Regions from separate parts of the Homo sapiens genome. Here region 1 is linked to region 2. Evidence: read pairs that join two places in POLR2A ChIA-PET (ENCODE). Cell type or tissue: PC-9. All regions are shown on one strand. Links, peaks and the distances in the headings refer to the core of each region. The heading gives the core; the rest is flanking DNA. Region 1 holds the start of KRTAP3-2 (keratin associated protein 3-2). Region 2 overlaps KRT33B (keratin 33B).

Evidence for each region. Peaks named below come from ENCODE experiments on the same cell type or tissue, not always from the same donor. Only the 100,000 strongest peaks of a DNase experiment are listed, where the experiment ranks them.
Region 1: POLR2A ChIA-PET joins it to region 2 with 12 read pairs; 2 of 35 experiments call an interaction of 5 or more read pairs at or near these places.

Annotation. Positions count from the first base shown.
Region 1 is chr17:40,994,827-41,006,362 of GRCh38, reverse strand. KRTAP3-2 (keratin associated protein 3-2) reads left to right here and starts at 6,457. Exons shown (of 1, transcript NM_031959.3): 1 at 6,457-7,170. The coding sequence starts at 6,510. The coding sequence ends at 6,806. It also overlaps the pseudogene KRTAP3-4P. In PC-9, for the core only: no CTCF peak of the experiment used is centred there; no DNase peak of the experiment used is centred there.
Region 2 is chr17:41,354,319-41,365,854 of GRCh38, reverse strand. KRT33B (keratin 33B) reads left to right here. Exons shown (of 7, transcript NM_002279.5): 4 at 302-463; 5 at 555-680; 6 at 856-1,076; 7 at 1,902-2,357. The coding sequence ends at 2,019. Among named protein-coding and RNA genes, the nearest start is that of KRT33A, 9.3 kb to the right of the region's middle. RefSeq lists an enhancer at 747-1,248. In PC-9, for the core only: no CTCF peak of the experiment used is centred there; DNase peaks (open chromatin) are centred at 5,004 and 5,374; H3K27ac peaks cover 2,992 bases.

The DNA.
Region 1 (11,536 bases), core at 4,312-9,311, 360 kb after region 2:
CATTACTTTTACTGCTTTCATTAGGAATAGCTCACACTGAGTGAGTATCTACTGGACATACTAATGAGGTAGAAGGTGGGACTCTACTCCAGAAGCGGGGCTCAGATACTGGACCAAATTGAGGGCTAGCTAAAACAGGATGGGGACAGAAACAGCTTTCCAATCAGACATGCCCACCAGCATGCTGTGTCAATTTACCATTGCCATGGCAACACCTGAGTTACCACCCCTTTCCATGGCAATGACCCAATGACCTAAAACTTACTACTCCTTCTTAGAAATTTCTGCACAAACCACTCTTTAATCTACATCTAATTAAAAGTAGGTAGAAATATGCAAAACTGCCCTGAGCTGCTACTCTCTGCCTACAGAGGTAGCCCTGTTCTGCAGGAGCAATCACAGAGCTGTAACACTGCTGCTTCAATAAAGCTGTTTTCTACCTCTGGCTTGCCCTTGAATTCTTCCCTAGGCAAAGCCAAGAACCCTTGCAGGCTAAGCCCCACTTTGGGGCTCCCCTGCCCTGCATCACTAACAGGTGAAGAAAGGCCACTAACAGGTGCAGAAACTCAGGCTGAGAAAGACTAAATTACTTGCAAAAGTTACATAAATCATAAGTGAGAGAGAAGGACTTAAACCCCAAACTAAGTCCGAAGTCCCTTCTCTTTCCACTACACCAAAGCACTCACCTTCCCCACAGACAGCAATATGTCAAAGAGAAATGTGACTATAGGTGGCTCTCTTTATTCAGGAGAAAGTATATGACACTTGACAATATATTCTCTACTATCCCTGTCAATTGTATCTTTTGTTGTTTTCTCTGTTTTCTCTGTGGTGATTATAGTCTAAAATAAAATGAGTGTATACAATGAGTATTAAAAAAGGTATCCGTGTTTCTAAGTTAAGAACAAACCTTTTTTAAAAAGTCAGACTTTACTGATTAGCAGTGTCAGCAGAGAAGAAATATTGGCTGCATCATTAACTTTGAATTGAAATGCAGAATGTTTGGCAACTCAAACACATTTTCAGTTCAACTTCAGCATCAATAATCAAGGTAAAACAACTGCCCTTAACATTAATAATTGTTTATCCTTGATAATATAATAAAAAACAAGATATTTCATTTTTCCTTCAAATTGTTATTGAGGCCAGGCACAGCGACTCGTGCCTGTAATCCCAGCACTTTGGGAGGCTGAGGTGGGTCTACTGTGAGTCCATTAAACTTCTTTCCTTTATAAATTACCCAATCTCGGGTATGTCCCTATAGCAGCATGAGAACAGACTAATACAGTATGGATGTGTCTACATGTGAGTAAGTGGAAAACTACACTGACACCATTTTGAAACTACAACAGAAAGCAAGTTTGAATGCAGCAACACAACTAAATAAAACTGAAGGAGAGCTCATCCCCTGTCTGATACATAAGAAGTTAGTGAGTTATTTTTACAGAATTAGGTAAACAGCAACAAGGATGTTCCGTCCAACATTCTGATGGACAGAAGCCGTGTTCCCTGAGATAGGTGGATATAAAAGACCCATAGAGGACAACCTTGTAGAAGAAAGCCTTCCTTTGCCACAAAACATTGTCCTGGTCCACTGTCACTATGTCTTGCTGTGATTCCTATCTCCAAGGATGCTGCAGCGTCCCCACTGGCCTGGCCACCACTATCTGCCCCTCTGACATAAGCTGTCAATGTGAAGTCTGCCTACCCAGCACCTGTCCTCATGAGATCAGCCTCCTTCAGCCCACCTGCTGTGAACCTGGCCCCTGCCTGGCTGCATGCCTGACTCCTATGTGCCATCCTGTTGACTGCTCAACAAATGCCACCCAGCTCCAACCCTGAGCGGGCTCTCTGTCACCACCTGCATCCAGAGTGTGAACCACCTTGCTGCTAGCCAAAGAGCTTGCCCACATTACCCTGAGGACCTTCAGTAGTCATTAAGCGCTGCTCAGCAAATGGCCTTTAATGAGGCCATTTGGAAGAAAATATAGCACTGTGCCTTCAGTTTTACAGAAGTTTTCTTTTCCTGTTTTGAACAATGATTTCAAATGAGAAATGGGAAAAAAAATGCTACCATGGATCCCCTTACTTCAAAACTAAATAAACACCACTACTCCCCAAACCACATACTGCCTCAACATTTAATGCTATAATTACCCAACGACTCTTGACACATGCATCATGAACTTAAAAATACATCCAGCAGAATTACACTTTCTGATGACATCAACATAAATTTCATAGCCAAAAAGAGGCCTCACAGGCATACGTAGATACCTGAAGAAAACTGTGAGGATAGTGAAATGCATTAGGCTCTAAGCTTAGAATCGTTTTAAATGCCAAGGTCAGCATCTACCTTTGATTTTTATTTTTTCCCTGCCTCTAAATAAACTCACGTGTCCTTAAAGAGGCAGTGAAGCTAGCAATTTGAGATCAACATGCTCACAGAAAGGACCTCAAAGATTGAGCCAAGCCCATTTTTTTCGCTGTCTCATTTAGGTAAATCTTTGAATTTAAAAATGTTGGCCAGGCATGGTGGCTCACGCCTCTCTAATCCCAGCACTTTGGGAGGCTGAGGCGGGCGGATCACCTGAGGTCCGGAGTTCAAGACCAGCCTGACCAACATGGTGAAAGCCCGTCTCTACTAAAAATACAAAATTAGCCGGGCATGGTAGAGCATGAATGTAATCCCATCTATTCCTCAGGCTGAGGCAGGAGAATGGCTTGAACCCGGGAGGCAGAGGTTACTGTGAGCCAAGATCGTGCCATTGCACTCCAGCCTGGGCAACAAGAGCAAAACTCCATCTCAAAAAAAAAAAAAAGTTTTGACAACTGTAAAGCAATTCACACAAAAAATGAATCACTCTCTTTATATAAAGTGTTACTGTTATAAAAGGCCATTATAAAAATAAATAAATACCTTTTTAATTCTAATCTGAAATGTAATCCAATTCAACAAATATTTATCAAATGCCTACCCTGTTTCAGGCATTGTCCTAGGTGCTTGAAAAAGACAAATAAAACTAACATACGATTACCACTTCCAAGAACCTTGCATTGGAGTGAGGAAAACAAATTTAAGTGACAAACTACAAAATATAGCAGAAAGAAATGAGGTTGAAAGGGAAGAATAGGCAGCCCATTTTGTGAGAGCAGAGAAAAGGATGCAAACATCTAGAAGAATCACCTAGAGTTTCTTTATGAAGGGGATGTTTGGCTGAATCTTGAGGGATCAACAGGATTTGGAAACTAGAGAATTGGGAAAGGTCACTTTAAGCTAAAGAAACAGTATGAACGAGGTCACAGAGGGTAAAGTACCTAGGAGACTCCCGCCTTCACTTTATGTAATGTGCTGTATGATTAACATATGCGTGACTCACATAGTTATCATTTTTGTGATGAGAACACTTAATCCATTCTCTCAGCGTTTTTCAAAAATGCAATATATGGTTATTCACTATAGTCACCATGTTGTACAGTAGATCTCCTGAATCTATATAATATTTCAAAATCGATTTTAAAAGAGAAGTCAGAGAGAACACAGAGAATGGGAGAGGGTCTTCTTCATATATTCTACTTGCCAAGCCACTGGCTTCTAGATGAGAGAGACTGGTAAGTCAAGAGTAAGTAAACATTAAACATTTCCTTGACGATTTCAATACTAGTTCATTAACTTTGAATTTTATAATATACTGGGAAAGCCACTTGAATTTGCTTATCTGTTCTTCAGTGGTAAAGTGCAGGTATTGAGGCAGGAGACTAGCAAAGGGAATTAAAACTTGGATAAAGGGTGGAGTGAATAAAAGCAGAGACCAGAAGCAAGGTGAAGGGGCAGGTAAGCAAGAAGCAAGATAAGAAGCAGAAGTTAGACCAGGCGCGGTGGCTCATGCTGTAATCCTGGCATTTTGGGAGGCCGAAGCAGGTGGATCACTTGAGATCAGGAGTTCAAGACCAGCCTGGCCAACATGGAGAAACACCCCTCTCTACAAAAAATACAAAACTTAGCTGGGTGTGGTGGCGGGCACCTGTAATCCCAGCTGCTACTTGGGAGTCTGAGGTAGGAGAATCACTTGATCCCAGAAAGTAGAGGCTGCAGTGAGCAGAGAATGCCACTGCACTCCAGCCAAAACAAAAAGTAAGATAGAGAAGAAAGCAAGGCCCCCATGGCCGGCAAGATAAGGACCAAACCAGTAAGGGGCAACTCTTCATGGATAAGCATGTGCATTAAAGAGAAAACGTATCCTTAACATGACCTTGTATGAAAATCAGCTCATTCAGGCTTATGCATATGGACTGCATATCATGTATGTACTTAAAATTATGGGCTGGAGGTGGTGCGCAAGCACACAGGGGCCAAAGTAACTAAGCAACACACCTGTCAATCAAAGAGGCAAACACTGGCTAGAGATTAGGCAGCCTTGGGAAGGGACACACACACACACATACACACACACACACACACACAAAGACGCAAACTGCACCAAGCTGGGGGCTGATCTCATCTCACAGAGGCTGGTTTGCTCTCCCCCTCTTAGAGTGTAATACTGTGCTTAATACACTTTTGTTTCTTTGTTTTGCTGTGGGTGTCTCGTCCAATTCTTTGGGACACCAAAAGCCTGGAACTGCATGGCACCATCTGGTAACAGTATGATGTTCGACACCCTTGGCATTTGTTGTAAATTCCTGCTAATAAAAATGATTTGAAGCTGTTTTCTGTTTTTTTGTTTTTAACTTTTAAGTTCAGGGGTACCTGTGCAGGTTTGTTACATAGGTAAGCTGGTGTCATGGGGGTTTGTTGTACAGATTATCTCATCACCCACGTATTAAGCCTAGTACCTACCAGTTATTTTTCCTGATCCTGTCCCTCCTCCCACCTTCCACCCTCTGATAGGTTCTAGCATCTGTTATTCCCCTCTATGTGTCCATGCGTTCTCATCATTTAGCTACCACTTATAAGTGAGAACATGCAGTATTCGGTTTTCTGTTTCTGCATTAGTTACTAAAGATAATAGCCTCCAGCTCCATCCATGTTTCTTCAAAGGATAGGAGCTCCTTATTTTTTATGGCTGCATAGTATTCTATGGCATATATGTACCACATATTTTTGTTGTTAAAGAAAAAGATAAACTGGTTGTTTTAACGTATAACGTATAAGGCTTACCTACCAATGACATTTGATATTTTCCACTGATTTTAGCCAGCTTTCTTCTCTTTTAAGTAGATCGTACTGGTTTTTGGTAATGTCCCCTCAGAAACAACCTACCCGGAATCTTTGCTTTCTGTTAAGTCAACAAATTGCCACATAACGAGTATGTAATTTAAATTATACAATATTATCTGAAAGGATTTGTGCTGATCATGGACAGGTGTAGGAAGATGTTGGAATCTAGAATATTACACATTTGATATTATCTAGTTCAATCTCTGGCTGACTTAAGTAAATAATGTTGTTTAAGGCATACCTCAAAGGAATTTCAATCTAGTTCAAGATCCAAGGTATGAAAACAAATAAACATGCAAAGTAGGGAGTAAGTCAGTGAAAAAGTGATTTTTATGAATGCCATAGTTCTAAATTGCATTGAGTCAGATTCCCTGCCAAAATCCATGATTGTTCTGTGACTCTTGTGGTTTCTCCTTTTAATTCTTATTTCATCTTATTTTAAAGTATGTACACCATTCATGTGAAAATGAATCAAGGCTGAGGTGGTTTTCTTTTAGTGGTATATTCAACAAAGAATGGCCACTGTGTGGATCCTTCCTTCCAATGAATTTATACTTTGATTCACCACAAGATTGGCATAACTTTGAGAATAGAGACTATTTTAGAAAAAAAAAATCCATAGAATAATACAACATTGAGAAATTCACTACAGATTTAATAAAAATAATAAAAAGGAGTTTCTTCATCCTGTACCATTCTACCACTTTGCTTGCTCAATAGAACCTGAATTATAATATCACTAAATAATGCAAACATGTCCGAGATGCCTGTAGTCACATGAAACATTCATCTGTAAATAGCCATATTCTTGTTGACTTTATTGAGTTGAAAATGGTCCAGTTCATCATTTGAGTTACTCATTCTGAAATTAGTCATTAGAAATCACATTATCCATAGTATTTTAAATTAAGAGGGAAAAACAAGAAGAGTTTGGCCTCCAAAATTACAGCTGAATTGTCACTTGGATTGATTACCCATAAAAGTCATATAAGGTTTGGCATGCCAGAAACCTGTGAAGACAAAATGTGATGATCTTGTGACAAAAATGACAAGTCAATGAGTCAAAAATATGATTAACTTAATAAGAGCGGGAACTCTTAATGGACATGTAAATGACAAACTGATTAGAGAATCTCAGTGAAAAAGGGTGCCATAAACAAAACAGGAAGGCTTCCAGTTGGACCAATGCCCACTTGGGAGGGTATATAAGAGCCCTAACAAAAGAGGAGACATTTGTACCTCAGAATCCTCATCTAAGAAACTGAAAGCTAACCAGACGCCCATTGCCATGGATTGCTGTGCCTCTCGCAGCTGCAGTGTCCCCACTGGGCCTGCCACCACCATCTGCTCCTCCGACAAATCCTGCCGCTGTGGAGTCTGCCTGCCCAGCACCTGCCCACACACAGTTTGGTTACTGGAGCCCATCTGCTGTGACAACTGTCCCCCACCCTGCCACATTCCTCAGCCCTGCGTGCCCACCTGCTTCCTGCTCAACTCCTGCCAGCCAACTCCGGGCCTGGAGACCCTCAACCTCACCACCTTCACTCAGCCCTGCTGTGAGCCCTGCCTCCCAAGAGGCTGCTGATGGATGGCTACTTTGCTCAGTGCCCGACAACGAAGAATCCAGAAGCTGTCCCTTCAGTATTCACTTGCCTCAGTAGTTTGCCAGATGTTAAGGTAGACCAGATGACCCAGATATGAAGAACTTACCTTTGGTTTTAATGGGGGAAAAAAAGAAAAGTATTTTTTATGGTTATTTAGCTGAAAAACCATTTGGTTCCTGTGGGCAGGTGAATGAGTTTTATTAGCAAAATACTGTTTCAATCTTTAAGACCTCAGATTACATGTTCTTGATCATATTGCTTCCTGGCTCTTGTTTCTTGTACTGGGTATTTTCATAGAAGAAAATTTCTTGGTGGGTTTTCCAATAAACTATATTTCTCTGGCAAGATGTGTCATTTGTTTATGTTAGTTTTGGGTATATTTCTTCCATTTTAAAAAGGTAAAAACAGGATGATTATTTTAATCTTTTAAAGAAGACTCTATTGGCAGAATGACTAACATTCTTGCTACTACTAACATGGCTTGCTAACTTTTAACAGGTTCTCTTTCATGTTTGCCTTCTCTTCTCTCTTCTTCCTCAGACAAGTGCAATTTTGGTGTGAACCAACATTTATTTATCTACTCTTCACCAGTAAATTATTGATTTAGTCCTTAAAACAGCACTAATGGATAAGAAAAAATGAAGTTTTAAGCGTTATTCAACATTCTGAAAGTCATAAAGTTAATTACTTAGAAAATCAGAATTCAGCCTCTTGTATGTCTGACTCTAAAGCCCAATTTTTCCTACCACATCATAGAACCTTCAATACTAATGAAACCAGAAGCTTAATGAGCACAGTTATGAAATAAACCCAAAATATGCAAGAGAAATAAAACATGTAAGATTCTTTAACAAAATCCACATCGGATTATAATAGAAAAAGAGTACATTGGTTCATAGATTAAAATTGGCAAGTATTCAATTCTAAAATCTGGGCATTTTGAAGGTGTACCTATTTCAACTTCATTTTCTCTTAGAGAGAACTCAAAGTGGTCAACTCTAGTAACAAGGCACCAGGGACATACCTTTATTTGCCACCATACTCAGCACAGATGTTCTACCACAGTAATCAATAGAATGCCAATACTTTTCAGGTGTCTCAGGTTGAGAGCTAAAACTCTGATTACGTATGCTTTAATTCGTTACTTAATTTTATCAACCTACTTAATTTTATCTCATGAAGATTTTTCTTTTCCAAGCCTAGAGAGAACAAGTATATATTATATATATAATACATCCAATACATTTATGTAACACATATAAATATATGTGTGTATGTATATCTATACACAATACATATATAAAGACACAAGTCAAAATCTGAAAATGCATTGAAATAAAACCACAAGAAGACATGCAAGAAACAGAGTAGGACAAGGAAGGGGAGAAGCAAATGCTTTTTAACAAACTTGTTTTAAAATGTCCTCAATGTACCTGTTAGTGTCTTGAGAGAGAAATTTCTCACGGGATTCCATAGGCTTTTTACAGCTCAACCTTAAATGAACAGAACTTAGCAGCCATGGAGTCTATGGGACACTACAGAGGATATTGTCAACAAGAGATCTAGTCCATTCACTCATTCATTTGTCCATATTTCCTGAGTGTTTGCCCTATGTCAGGCATCATATTGATGCCAGGAGTAAAAAGATAAAAGAAATGCTATTACCTCAAGTCTCAAGTGCCCTCAAGTCTCTCCCAAATCTAGTGAAGAAGAAAGACAAGTTATCATAATAATAATTGCAATGCTGAGGGATTCTGCTGTGACTGGGAGGTGAGCAGCATGGCATGCAAGCATACAGAAAGAATAACTAAAACCCTGATTTGGTGATTCAGTGTCAAAGGTGAGAAATAGCTACGGAAAGCCTCTGAGCTATCCAGTCTAAGCTTTAAAAGATGAATAGGCAGCAGGAGAGGTAGGGAACAGTTGTTCCAGACAGAATAGCAGCTTAATAAATCATGGAGGCAGCGGAAAGGTTGGTGTCTTTAAGCCACAGGAGGTAGTTGGGAATGACTGGATGAACAATGCATTGAAGAGGGTGAGGCAGAGAAGACAGAAATGCAAAGACCCAGACATAAGGGGCTCCTCAAAGCAAAGGGGTTTGGACTGAAACTTTGAAGCAATGAAATATTTCAAGCAAGAGACCAATATAATCATGTTTTGCTTCTGTCTCTTTTCATTATTAATCTTTGATTTACATCTGCACTGTCCCAGATCCCTCCATTGACTATAGAAAGATATAATTAAAACTGGACTTCTTGGATGTGTGAGTGTGCGTGTGCGTATGTGTGTGTGTGTCTAGATTTTTAGCACCCCGAAAATCTACCATCTCATCAAGAATCACCATGTTTTTCCTACATTCACTTAAAGAAAAAAGATACGCGTTGTTTTTAAAAATAAAATGCTTAGTATCTCTGACACATAGTTTAAACTTCCATTTCTAACCACATAAAAGGTAGCTCAATCCCAATAGGTCCTATATTTAGTTTTTAACACACTGGCTCCCGAACCATCTAAGGCAAATCATCTCACCTCTCTATGAATCACTGTCATCATTTATAAACAAAGGAGAGTAATTCTCAGGTCTCTTAGACCACTGCAGAGAAAATACATTTTAATAAAGTGCTGCAAGTCTTGTCAATAAAAGAGAAGAGCTTATTATAATAAACTTGTTGCATTACAACTGTTTGTAATCTGTAACCTTGTCTTATTTATGATTAGAGAAACACAATGTGCTGCATAAACAGTAATAGTTGCTCTAAGCTTTTATGGTGAACTCAAAGTAATATTGTATCCCAGGTAAGAAGCTGATAGCTTTCTGCCATGAAATTCTAATCCTGAGGGTCTGCAAGCCATGTTTCCTTTGTAATGTTTCCCTCAAAATAATTTTTTCTTTTATTTTTTGTCTTTTACTCTTTTTCTTTCCTATTATAATGTATAATAGCAGCAGCTTATAATAATATGTTATGTGTATGAAAAATTCTTCCACCAAACTGTAAACTTCATGAGGGCAAGGATGGTGCCTATCTTGTTTATTGCTATAAATCCAACATTTATCACAGTGACTAGCACATAGTAACTGCTCAGTAAATGTCTGTTGAATTACTTTTTAAATAATAAGTGAAATACTAATCAGTTCTAAGTAAAAGGGTGCACACTTCGGCAGGCATTCATACAAAGATAAATCTGGGGAAAGTCCAGGAACCAGAAGATATCATGAATTCTCCCTTTCAATCAGAGCCATAGGGAGCTTTTCAAATTTTTAGGTTTGTTAATTTATATGCCAACCACTTTCTCTAATCGTAGATGTGATTATTTATTTATTTATTTATTTGTATAAACTAATATAAATGTTTGCTCTTTCCTGTAAGGTTGCTCTCTTACTTACCTTCATCTCATTTTCTTTTCTTCTTTTGACTATGTTTCTTTTATCTTTACCTTGCCTTGAATTTCATCTGTAATTTGTTTCAATCATGATAATAATTTATTTTTGCATAGCATTATATGGTTGTCCATGAGCTTTCACCCTTTTTATCACATGTGAACCTCACAATAATCTTCTAAGTGGAGGAATATGCATGCTATTACCCTGATTTCGCAGAGAAAAAGGATGAAGCTCCTAAAAGTGAATTACTTACCATAACGAGGAAGATAACCAGCAGCACCGGGAACAGTCAAGAGCTATTCTGACTCCTCAGGTGGTCCTCTTGACTACACGTCCCCATTCCCAAAACATACAAACATGCACACCACAATGCACCACTCAACAGGTGTGCCTAAAAGAGGAGGTATGAAGAATGTGAGAAGAACCATGGCTTGCAAGAAGCATGAGACCAAGCTGAGCGGAAATGGTTCGAGGTGTATAAATGATATTGGCCACAAGCCCACCTTGTGCTCCCTCTTAAACACTGAACTATGCCTGCAGTCTAAATAGCGTACTGGTACTAGAACCAGGTCTTTCCTACCACAGCTACATTTGATTTCAGGAAAAAATGCAATACCTTGCAAAAAAAAAAAGAAAAAAAAGAGAGAGAGAGAATGAAATCAAATGTCAACAGATTAATCTAGCTCAGGCTCATAAGTTTCCTTTGGTAATAATTTTACTTGAATTTTAGTTTTGTATTCTTAAGTTATTATTTTATTTAGTCTATATAGACAGAAGCTAAAAATTCAATTTGCCCACAATTAGCAGTGAAGGAAACAAAGCAAGCCAACTCTCAATAGAAGACAGATGGCCAATATGCATATGAAGGAATATTTCAACCTAGCTGGTTATAAAAGAAATACAGACACAACAATCATAAAATTGTGTTTTTCACCAATGAAATTGGAAAACACCTTTAAAATAAAGTATCTGTCAAAGGTATACGAAATGGGAATTCTTAATCAAACACATCTGGTGGAAATAGATAATTTGAAAAAAAAAGTAGGTAAATAGAACCATTCTGAAAAACAGTATGGCAATGATATGAAAGGCCTTAAAAATACTGGAAATTAACATTTGCCCCTATAATTCTACCAAATAATTAATTCTGTTTCTGAAATAATCAAAAATATGCACAAAGATTTACATACAGAGGTGCTCTGTTGCCAAAATTATTGTAGAGAAAAGTGGAAAATAACCTCAATGCATAATAATATAAAATTTTAAAGTAACATAGAAGTGCAATTATATAATAAATGCTAAGAAATATTAAAAGTAACACTATCAAAT
Region 2 (11,536 bases), core at 2,307-7,306:
AGCAACAATTGTAAGCCAATTATCATGCCAGGCTTATCACTGAGCAAAGGGGAAATAAGAAAGAAATGATAGAATCTTGGACTGGGTAGAAATATTAGCAATCATTTAATGAAGCAGCCGTATCATACAGATGAGGGAAGGGATTCAGAGAAGAGGCCAGAATTTCCAGAGGTGACAGCTGGGCTTCAACTCATGTTTCCTAAGCTGCAATGCAATCCTCTTCCCATTATATTGAACTGCCTCAAAGAAGTTATTGAAAGACTTCTTTCTGTGGGTTTATTTCTTCCCTTTTCTCCATTAGGAAGTCAACACCTTGCGCTGCCAGCTTGGAGACCGCCTCAACGTGGAGGTGGACGCTGCTCCCGCTGTGGACCTGAACCAGGTCCTGAACGAGACCAGGAATCAGTATGAGGCCCTGGTGGAAACCAACCGCAGGGAAGTGGAGCAATGGTTCGCCACGCAGGTGGGCATCTAAGCACGTGGCCACTCAGGACCCGAGGCCCCCCAGGGCCCCGGAGGCAGGGTCTGATCCTTTCTCCCCTTGGGTGTTTCAGACCGAGGAGCTGAACAAGCAGGTGGTATCCAGCTCGGAGCAGCTGCAGTCCTACCAGGCGGAGATCATCGAGCTGAGACGCACAGTCAATGCCCTGGAGATCGAGCTGCAGGCCCAGCACAACCTGGTGTGTATTGTTCAGACCTGCTGGTGAGCGATGGGAACTTGGGAGGCAGAGTCTTGGGGATGCCCTTGGGGCCACACACTCTTCTTAGCTCTTGGAGCTTGTGAGTTTTTTCGAACCCCATGGAGGAACCCTATAAGGAGCAGCTCTCTGACATTCCTGATCTTTCCCACCACAGCGATACTCTCTGGAAAACACGCTGACAGAGAGCGAGGCCCGCTACAGCTCCCAGCTGTCCCAGGTGCAGAGCCTGATCACCAACGTGGAGTCCCAGCTGGCGGAGATCCGCAGTGACCTGGAGCGGCAGAACCAGGAGTATCAGGTGCTGCTGGACGTGCGGGCGCGGCTGGAGTGTGAGATCAACACATACCGGAGCCTGCTGGAGAGCGAGGACTGCAAGTGAGTACCTGGCGGACGGCACCCCTGCAAGGGACAGGCACTGTTCTACTGTAGGATAAAACAGAGACTTTGAAAATCAAGTTTCAGATGCCAATCTGTCTGTAGAGGCGAGAGTTTTATATTACAGCCGTGGGAAGTGTAGGATATTTGTTGCTAACATTATCTGGGCTAAAGATACTTTCTTTTACAAAAGATAGTCATGGGACTTGACTCCTTCCTCCAGTAGAGATTTTTTGGATGTTGATGGCCAAATAAATCTTTCTGTCTTCAGGACTGTCTTGTCACCACAAAAAGGAAAATGAAACTGTAACAATGATCACTTTTTCTGATTTAAACAGAACTTTCAAATCCACCGTTTCATTAATTCTTGTTAGAATCATCTGAGGCAGGCAGAGTGGGAATCATTATCACCTTCTTATAGATGAGCATTTGAGTGTCAATAGGGTTGATGATCAATAACTAACAGTACAGCAGTTGCCAGCGAACATAATATTTTTATGAACACAGTCTTGTGGAATTTTCATAATCCTGTGTGGTTGGTACTACCAGTCCTACCTTACAGGTGGGAAAGCTGAGGCTTAGAAGGAGGAAGTGACTTTCTTGTGTGTCTAGGGTCATACAAGGAAGGCTGGGATTCCACCTTACATGTTCTTTGCTCATTTCTGCCACTGTATCAGAACTCTGTAGAAGGAGTGATCCAAACAAGGCATGGCTTCCTAGGACATCAGAGAACGGGTTCTGCTTGTTTCTGTGTCTCTTTGGATTGAGTCTCCCTTGTTTGAATCACCCTTCTCATGCTGACAGTCTAATGCTTCTGCATCCCAGGCTGCCCTCCAACCCCTGCGCCACCACCAATGCATGTGAAAAGCCCATTGGATCCTGTGTCACCAATCCTTGTGGTCCTCGTTCCCGCTGTGGGCCTTGCAACACCTTTGGGTACTAGATACCCTGGGGCCAGCAGAAGTATAGCATGAAGACAGAACTACCATCGGTGGGCCAGTTCTGCCTCTCTGACAACCATCAGCCACCGGACCCCACCCCGAGGCATCACCACAAATCATGGTCTGGAAGGAGAACAAATGCCCAGCGTTTGGGTCTGACTCTGAGCCTAGGGCTACTTGATCCTCCTCACCCCAGGTCCCTCTCCTGTAGTCAGTCTGAGTTCTGATGGTCAGAGGTTGGAGCTGTGACAGTGGCATACGAGGTGTTTTGTTCTCTCTGCTGCTTCTACCTTTATTGCAGTTCCCCAAATCGCCTAATAAACTTTCCTCTTGCAAAGCAGACATGATTCTCATTTGTATTCATTCTTTTCAAAGTGTTGACTCTCTGTGTGCTTCTTATAAAGCCACTTGAAAGCAGAAGGAGGACTTTATAGGTTAATCATCTCCTAAAAGGTCTTCATCACCTTCATTAACATTCATTAAGCACAGTGAGTCCCAGCATCCACTTAGGCCAGCATAAAACAAGTAGGATCACTAGGACAAGAGGCCTCGTCTGAATATGATAAACATATTTCTCATGGGACCTTACTCAGTAAAATGCAACGGTGAGCATCTCTAGACAGTTCCACTCATTCTTTTAAGTCCCTAGCAGGGATGACAGAAGTTAATATTTATTGAACACCTACCAAATGCCAGGAATTGTGCTACTAATTTTTTCTCTTCCTCACAGTGAGGAAGAATCAATGGCAGGACTGAACCCAGAGTTCACTCTCTGCTTGTCAGTTACACATGAGGTGTGATTATGAGAGGACAAAATTGATTTCAAACAAGCACCCAGAGCTTATACATCCTCCTGGGGAGACACAATGCTGTTAGTGCTCAAAACATCTCTGAAACTCTCCTTTGTGAAATACTGAATAACTCAATACTAAAAAGCACCACCTTGCCATCTTCCATATTTGAGCAATACCCAACCTATTTTGAAAGTGTTTCTTTTCTCACTTGAATTGTTTAACCATGGGAACTACATATGAATTTCGGGACCCTCCCCCTCAAAGTTATTTAGAATCAAATTAGGATATTACAAGTCAGGTGTTTGCAAATGCTAACAGTGACCACGGTACTGGTGCCTGGCCCCTACTGGTGCCTGCTGATGTCTAACCAAGGTTAATGGCTCCCATCACTGTGCATGCTGTGGTTTGTGCCAAGGCCACTCCCTCAGTCTGCAGATTATTCCCAGATTAACCAATCTGCTAATTATGTCTTCTCTCCTTGAGATGAAGCTGATACTATCTCCCCTGCTGTGATGATGCCGGTTCCATCATCACATGTCAGTCTTAAATTCTTAAATTTTTTTTTTTTTTTTTTTTGGAGACAGAGTCTCACTCTGTCACCCCAGCTGGAGTGCAGCGGCATGATCACGGCTCACTGCAGCCTTGAACTTCCCAGGCTCAGGCTATCCTCCCACTTTAGCCTCTTGAGTACATGGGACTACAGGCATGCACCACCATGCATGGCCAATTTTTGTATTATTTGTAGAGAGGGGTTTCGCTGGGTTATCCATGCTGGTCTTGAACTCCTGGGCTGAAGTGATCTGCCTACTTCAGCCTCCCAAATTGCTGGGATTACAAGTGTGAGCCACTGCACCTGGCCAGTCTTAAATTCTTGTGCTCTCATATTCTAGTTCACTTAATATCTACTCCTTTGTTGTTGATGCTGCTGCAGCTTAGACAGGAGACCTTGGAAGACCGTCTGAGTGATACTCCATCCTCTGCTCAGAATGTCTTAGACCCAGTTTGTGGACTCTATTCTCTCTTTCCTCAGGGAGAGTTCATTCCCTGGAGCTACCTGCATGCCTCATGAAAACCGCCCTTGTTCAATTTATCCCGGCAGTTCTCCACACATGCTGGGATTACTGTCCACTGATAGTTACCTCTCAGCTACCTTCACCAGGAACAGTGCCTCCCAAATACCCAGTTGCATGCTTTGTGAGTGAGAGGTCAAAGTTCTCAACACAGTAAATACACTTTGTTTTTAGTGTTCAATTTATAAAATATTAAGCAAAACTTGTTTCTATGTTTGATGTTGTGTCAGCGGAAAACATGGGTCTAGGGAAAACAGTCCTTAGTTCTTATCTCTGCCATGGTGCTCTCCTTGGAGGATAAAAGAAAGGAGTGTCAGGGAGATCACTTTTTCTCAGGACAAAGCCAAATTGCTCTTCTGAAGTATCTGGGAAGGGTCAGTGTTACCACTGAGAAATAAAACTAAAATCCTAAGTCCCCCAGCTGACTGAACGGACTCTGTCTTGGCCAAGGGGACCGAAGAGAAACCTTAAAAACAGAGTCACATGTATGTTTATTGCAGCAATGTTCACAATAGCAAAGGCCTGGAATCAACCCAAATGCCCAATAATGATAGACTGGATAAAGAAAATGTGGCACATATATACCATGGAATACTATGCAGCCATAAAAAAGGTTGTGTTCATGTCCTTTGCAGGGACAAGGATGAAGCTGGAAACCATCATTCTCAGCAAACTAACACAGGAACAGAAAACCAAACACCGCATGTTCTCACTCATAAGTGGGAGTTGAACAATGAGAACACGTGGACACAGGGAGGGGATCATCACACACTGGGGCCTTTTGGGGGGTGGGGGGCTAGGGGAGGGATAGCATTAGGAGAAATACCTAATATAGATGATGGGCTGATGGGTGGAGCAAACCACCATGGCACATGTACACCTATGTAAAAAACCTGCACGTTCTGCACATATATTCCAGAACTTAAAGTATAATAAGAAAAAGAAAAAAGAAGGAAAGAAAGAAAAAAACAGAGTCCCTGACCATGACAGGATGGGAGGTCAGACATGCCTCAGTATGCCCCCTCCTTATTAACTTTTAACCAGAATTCTTTCCTAAGGAGTAAGCAGAAACCAGCTCTGGAAAATAAGAAACAGATGAATCATTCCTTTATCACCTTTAGCCCATCATCTGAAGCTGTGACTGGATTCCTTCCTCCCGCCTTTTGCAGTTTCAACACAGCAACCAACTGGCTGGCATTCCTTCCTGATAAGAGACCACCAACCATGGAGTGGTCTGGCCAGTCTACAGAGGATGTGCGGTGAGGGTTTTCACATCCTCTGCCTCACCTTTCAACATCAGAGGGCCAAAAACTCCATCCTTGGATCATGCTAATGCCACCATTTGTGAACATGCGACCCATGAAGAGGCATGAAGCTCAATTGCACATGCTTACATTTGTCTTTTCATAAATATTCATGACTCCTCCTGTAGCTTATTAAATAGTGCATTTGGCCACCTCACTCAGCATACATTCCTTTCTCACATTTCCCTCCCTCAAAATGCTTACTCTTGGCTTCTGCCAGAGGCTACGCTTCCCAGCTTGCAGGATGGTCAGCCTGGAGGCTGCAGCCTTTTATGAGAAATAAAGCTCTCCTTTCCAACTTTATTAATCTTGTGATTTTTCAGTTGGCACTACTTAGCTTACTGACTTGGCAAGATACGCTGGCTGTAAAATTCACCATGACATGATGACCTGCAATTGGCCATCTAGTGTGACAAGGCAATGTTGCCAATGAAATGTGGGTATAATCTAGCTTGTCTCACTTCATAATTTTAAAGTTTCTAGTGAAATTAAATATTTAAAAAATCTTTTTATTGGTCATTCATGTGTCTTCTCTATAAATCAATTCAATCCAATGTATAATCATTGAATGCTTACGATGGTGCCTGTTGGGCAGAGCACTGAACAAAACAAAGACCTGCTCTAAGAAGCCTACTTTCAAGTGGAAGAAGACAGACAATAAAAAGAGGCAAACAAGCATGACTGTGTCAAGCAATAAGTGCTGAGAGGAAATATAAAGCAAGGAAAGGGAATAGGAAGTGGAAACTTTTGGATAAGGTGGTGAGGGCACTCTATGTCTGATGAGGAGAAATAGGGTTTAATCTATTTACATGTAATTTTATTACTGACTTTTTGGACTTATTTTAAAAATCTTACTTTGTCCTTTCCATTAAGGATGATTTTTTTTTGTTGCTTATTGTTTCCTCAGTTCCTGACACCTGTGGATTGATCTTGTTTTCTTTGTTCCCCCTTTTAATATGTGTTCTTAATTTTTAAATGTGCACACTTGACTTAGCACTATCTAATTTAATCTCTTTCTTCTTGCATAAAAACAAGATCCATAGAAGATGTTTTTGTTTTTTGTTTTTAAGAGACAGGATCTAACTCTGTTACCCAGGCTGGAGTGCAGTGGTGTAATCATAGCCGATACAGTTTGGATGTTGTCCTTGCCCAAGTCTCATGTTGAATTGTAATTCCAAATGTTGGAGGTGGGGCCTGGTGGGAGGTGATTGAATCATGGGGGCAGTTTCTCATGAATGGTTTAATACCATCCCCCTTGGTACTGTTGTCACAACGGTGAGTGAGTTCTCACAAGATCTGGTTGTTTAAAGGTGTGTAGAACCTCCCCCACTCCCTTGCTTCTTCTCCCACCATGTGAGACACCTCGCTGCACCTTTGCCTTCCACCATGATTGGAAGCTACCTGAGGCTTCCCTAGAAGCAGAAGCCTCTATGCTTCCTATACAGCCTGCAGAACTGTGAGGTAATTAAACTTCTTTTCTTTGTAAATTACCTAGTCTCAGGTATTTCTTTATAGCTGTGTGAGAATGGATTAATACAATGGCCCACTGCAGCCTTAACCTCCCAGATCCTGAGGATCCTAACCTCAAGTGACCCTCCTGCCTCAGTCTCCGAAGTAGCTGGGACCACACATGCATGCCACCATGTCTGGCTAATTTTTTACTTTTTATTTTTGTAGAGACAAGGTCTCTCTATGTTGCTTAGGCTGGTCTTAAAATCCTGGGCTCAAGGGATTCTCTGTGTTGGCCTCCCAAAGTGTAGGGATTACAGGTGTGAGCCACTGTGCCCTGTCAGAAATTTTTGTTTATGTTCTTTACTTTACTTTTTTATCTTGGTTTATTTTATTATTTATTTATTTATTGACAGGATCTTGATCTGTTGCCCAGGCTGGAGTGCAGTGGCATGATCATAGCTCACTGCAGCTTCACCTTCCTTGTCTCAACCTATCTGCCTGTCACAGCCTCCTGAGTAATGGGACTACAGGCATATGCCACCATGTGTAGCTAATTAATTTTTTTTTTTGTAGAGACGAGGGTCTTTCTATGATGCCCAGGCTGGTCGTGAACTCCTGGGCTCAAGCGATTCTTTCACCTTGGCCTCTGAAAGTGCTAGGATTGTAGATGTGAGTCGCCATGTTCAATCTTACCTTATTTTTATGCTCCAAAATTTGGTCATTATTATTATTATTTAGAATTATCTACATGGTTACCAGTTTATTTGTTTGCAGTGTTTCTTGGACTTTATTCGTCCTTTCTGGTTTTAACTTTTTATTTTCTGAAATACATTCTTTGGTAGTTTTTATAGCATTTGCTATGGTTTGAATGACACCTCCAACCATTCACTACTACTTAAACCATTCACTACTACTTAATGGTCAAGTAGTGATTAGGCCATGAGAACCCTGCCTTCATCAATGGATTAATGTCATTTTATCATGGGAGGGGGGTAGTTATCATGAGAGTGGACTTGTTATAAAATGAGTTTGGCCTCCTTTTGCTCTCTGGCTGTCATGCTCTCTTGCATTTACACCTTCTACCATGGGACAATGCAGCATGAAGGCCCCCATCAGATACCAGCATCTTGATAGTGGCCTTCCCAGTCTCTAGAACTGGAGAAATAAATTTATTTTCTTTATAAATTATCCAGTGTGTGGAATTCTGCTGTAGCAACACACAGCAGACTAAGAATCTATAAGTGACAACTTCTCTGTTATTTTCTGAAAATGTCTTTTCTTAGTGGTCACTCTTACATGATGGTTTAGTTTGTATAAAATTCTAGGTTGGCAGCTATTTTCCTTCAGCGTGTTGGAAATATTATACCATTATCTTCTGGATTCTGTTGTTGATGCTGAAAAGCCTATTGCTAACCTGTATTTCCATTGTTGGTAATTCTTCTATTTTTTTCTCTCTTTGACTCTTTCTAAGATCATCTCTTTGTCTTTAGTGTTGTGCAGTTTCACTATGTTATTCTAGGGATGGCTTTGGTTTAGTTTTCCTACTTAGGACTTATGTGCTTCTTGATTGATTCATGTATTTCAATACCCGTGGAAAATTCTCAGCCATTACATTTTTTCAATATTACTTATATCTTATACTCCATTTTCTCCTTCTGAATTCCTTTTTTTAAAAAATAGCTTCACTGAAGTATAATGTATCATATATAATTCATATACTATAAAATTTACAGATCTAAAGTATAAAATCAAATGGTTTTTAGTATAATGAGAGTTATAACTACTACTACCATTTTAGAACATTTTATTACCTCTAATAGAAACCTTGTACCCATTAGTAGTCACTCTCTGTTCCCTGCAACCCTCCAGGCCCAGGAAATCATTGCTGTCTCTTTAGATTTGCCTGTTCTGGACATTTTATATAATGAAGTCATAGAATATGTGTTTTTTTGGCTAGCTTCATTTACATAGTATGTTTCAAGGTCCATCCATGTTGTAACATATAACAGGTATCATGGAGGAATAAGTGCATGATCCTAACCTAGGATCATGAAGATTTACTTCTACATTTTTTTCCTAAGTTTTCTAGTTTTAGCTGTTACATTTAGGCTGTGCTCCATTTTGAGTCATTTTTTTTGTCTGTGGTGTAAGAAAGGGGTCAAACATTTTATTCTTTTGCATGTGGATGTCTAGTTGTCCCAGCATTATTTACTGAAAAGATTATTTTTCCCCATTAATTATATTGGGACCTATGTTGAATATTAATGGACCATAAATGTGAGGGTTTATTTCTAGACTCTCAATTTTATTCTGTTGGTCTGTATGTCTATCTTTATGCCAATAGAATACTGTCTGTGTTACTGTAGCTTTGTAGTAAGTTTTGAAATCATGAAATGTTAATCCCCCTACTTTGTTCTTCTTTTTCAAGATCGTTTTGGCTATTCTGGTCTTATGCATTTCCACATGAATAAAAGGAACAACACGTCAAGTTCTATAAAACAGCTAGCTGGGATTTTGGTAGGTGTTGTTGAAAGTTTAGATCAACTTGGGTGATACTGCCATCTTAACTGTGGAGCCCAATGGAACATCTCTCCTGTAACACAGAGGTGTGCAGGAAAGAAGGACTGCACTCCTCAAGCCACCCTGCCTGAATCCTCCCTATGTAGAGGGAACTGGGGTTAGAAATGGGTGAGCTATGAAAAATGGGATCTGCTGATGTGTATTGGCTGCTGGGAGGATTGGGAACTGCCACTCAGCTGCCCAGCACATGGTGCTTCTGGAAGGCAGAGACATGAGAAATAATGGAGTCCCTCATTTAAACATCATAGCCCCCAGTGTTCTTATCAAGTTTCCATTTTTTGTGTGTGGTTGTTGAGTAAATGCTTCTCATTTGTTGTAAGCCCTTTAATCAATGCCTAGAGCCTTTGACTGATGTCTTTGTTAATTTTGAGTGGCTTAATAGATGTCTTTCTAGGGGAGAGACTTCCCCAAGCTCTTCATACCACCATTTCTGTGCTTCTTCAAACAGATTTTGGACCTTCACATTCTAGCTTGTCTGTCATCTCTTTCATATTTTCAATCTCTAAATATTTCTGTGTTATATTCTGGTAAATTTCCTTAGAGATCTTTTCCAGTTGACTTATTCTCTTTTCATCTTTGTCTAATTTAATGTTTAACCTATCAATCGAGTTTGAAAATTTGTTGTATTTTACTTTTGTAGAAAAGAAAGGCTCTTTTATTATTAATTTTTTTAGAATTGGCTTTAATAAATGCAATTCTAACAGAGATGACAATACTTTATTTGGCTTTGTAAGAAAGGGATATTTCAGCTATTAAAGCTAACAACAATTTGATACATAAAAAGTGATTGAATAAAGGGAATAATAAGGCAGAAATGCATATTTTATATCTTAACAGAAATGAATAAATGCAACATTCCATGTAAAAACTAACAAAATTACATCAATTCCCAGACAAAATCTATTAGGAGTCAACTTAATTTTATAAAAATGAATTTGTCATTTAATGAAAAAAGTAAAACAATTAAATTTATTGACTCCTAGAACTCTGTTAAAATATTTCTGTGAAGCTCTGTGGAACAATTATTAATAAAATTAAGCTGACAGAACAAATGCAACAATTAAACAATTGCTGTGACTTAATAGGAGAAGTATAAAATATCTAAAAATGTCCAATAGAATTATGAGAGCTAAAACTTTGTTTTTAATTAAAATTTCATTAGTTCAGTAGGAGATGAGTGAAAATTTAGCACCCTGAATAATATTATTGATATCAAAAGAAAATTTTGATTTTTTGAAGCCACAAAAGACCTAGTGATGAAATTTTACACTTAAAATTTGCACTTTAAATTATACTCTTCACTTTTAGAAGTTGTTTGACATTTTTTTTTTAAACATGCCTATACTTTTTGCATAGTGGCTACCATTTTCTTTTAGGGATTTGATTCCTTATTTTGTCGTATAAGCTCTTTAAACATAGTTATTTAATATACTTGGCTTTAACCTTCTGTTTCTTGTATCTTCTCCTCCTTGCTAATTGTGAGTTATTTCCTTGGGTGTTTTGTTAATTTATCAGCATGAAGGTTCTTGCATTGATTCAACCCCCAAACCTTAATGATAAATAGGTCACTAGTTTAACAATCTCAAAGGAGATTTTTACTATTTACTTTTTTTTTTTACTATTTTACTATTTACTATTATTTACTATTATAATTTTAAAATTAGAGCCCACTAAGAGATAGATAGTTCAGCTTTTTAAAGTTTTCCTTTAACAACAAGCATCCTTTATTTTTCTAGTTCACCTTTTTACTAAGGGTTTAGTGTTTAGAGAGACTTGCATCGTTCGGTGGTCTCCGCCTGAACTCTCTCATAAAGACTAAAAGCCTTATCCTATTTCTTTAGTCTAATTTATCCTCTTTCAGTTTAGACTCTTTCACAAGCTCTCTGCAAGTTTGGGCAAGTCACTTCCCCTTTTGGGTCAAAGTTATCCCATTTTTAAAATGAAAGAGTTGAGTGAAATGACCAGTTAGGTCCTTGGTAACTCCAGCATGCTAAGCCTGTAGGCTTTATCTGACTTAGATAGTATTTCCAGAAAAGAAATTTAATTATCCCTTATGTGTATGTGGGAAGTATAGTCTATGGATGCGGGTCAATATGAGGTGGTTCTAGCAGCCAATCTTGGACCATGGGCTAGCAGTCAATGGCAGAATGTTTCTCCAAGGGTTACTCCTCCTTGTCTTCTCCTTCACCCGAAGCTCAGACCTCATGCCAGTCAATTCATGAGCTATAGGTAGCTTGATTTCCCTTCATTCCTTCTTAGTAGCTCACCTTTGGAATGGACAAAGTCAGCAGATATCACAAGGGCATGAATGCCGATCAC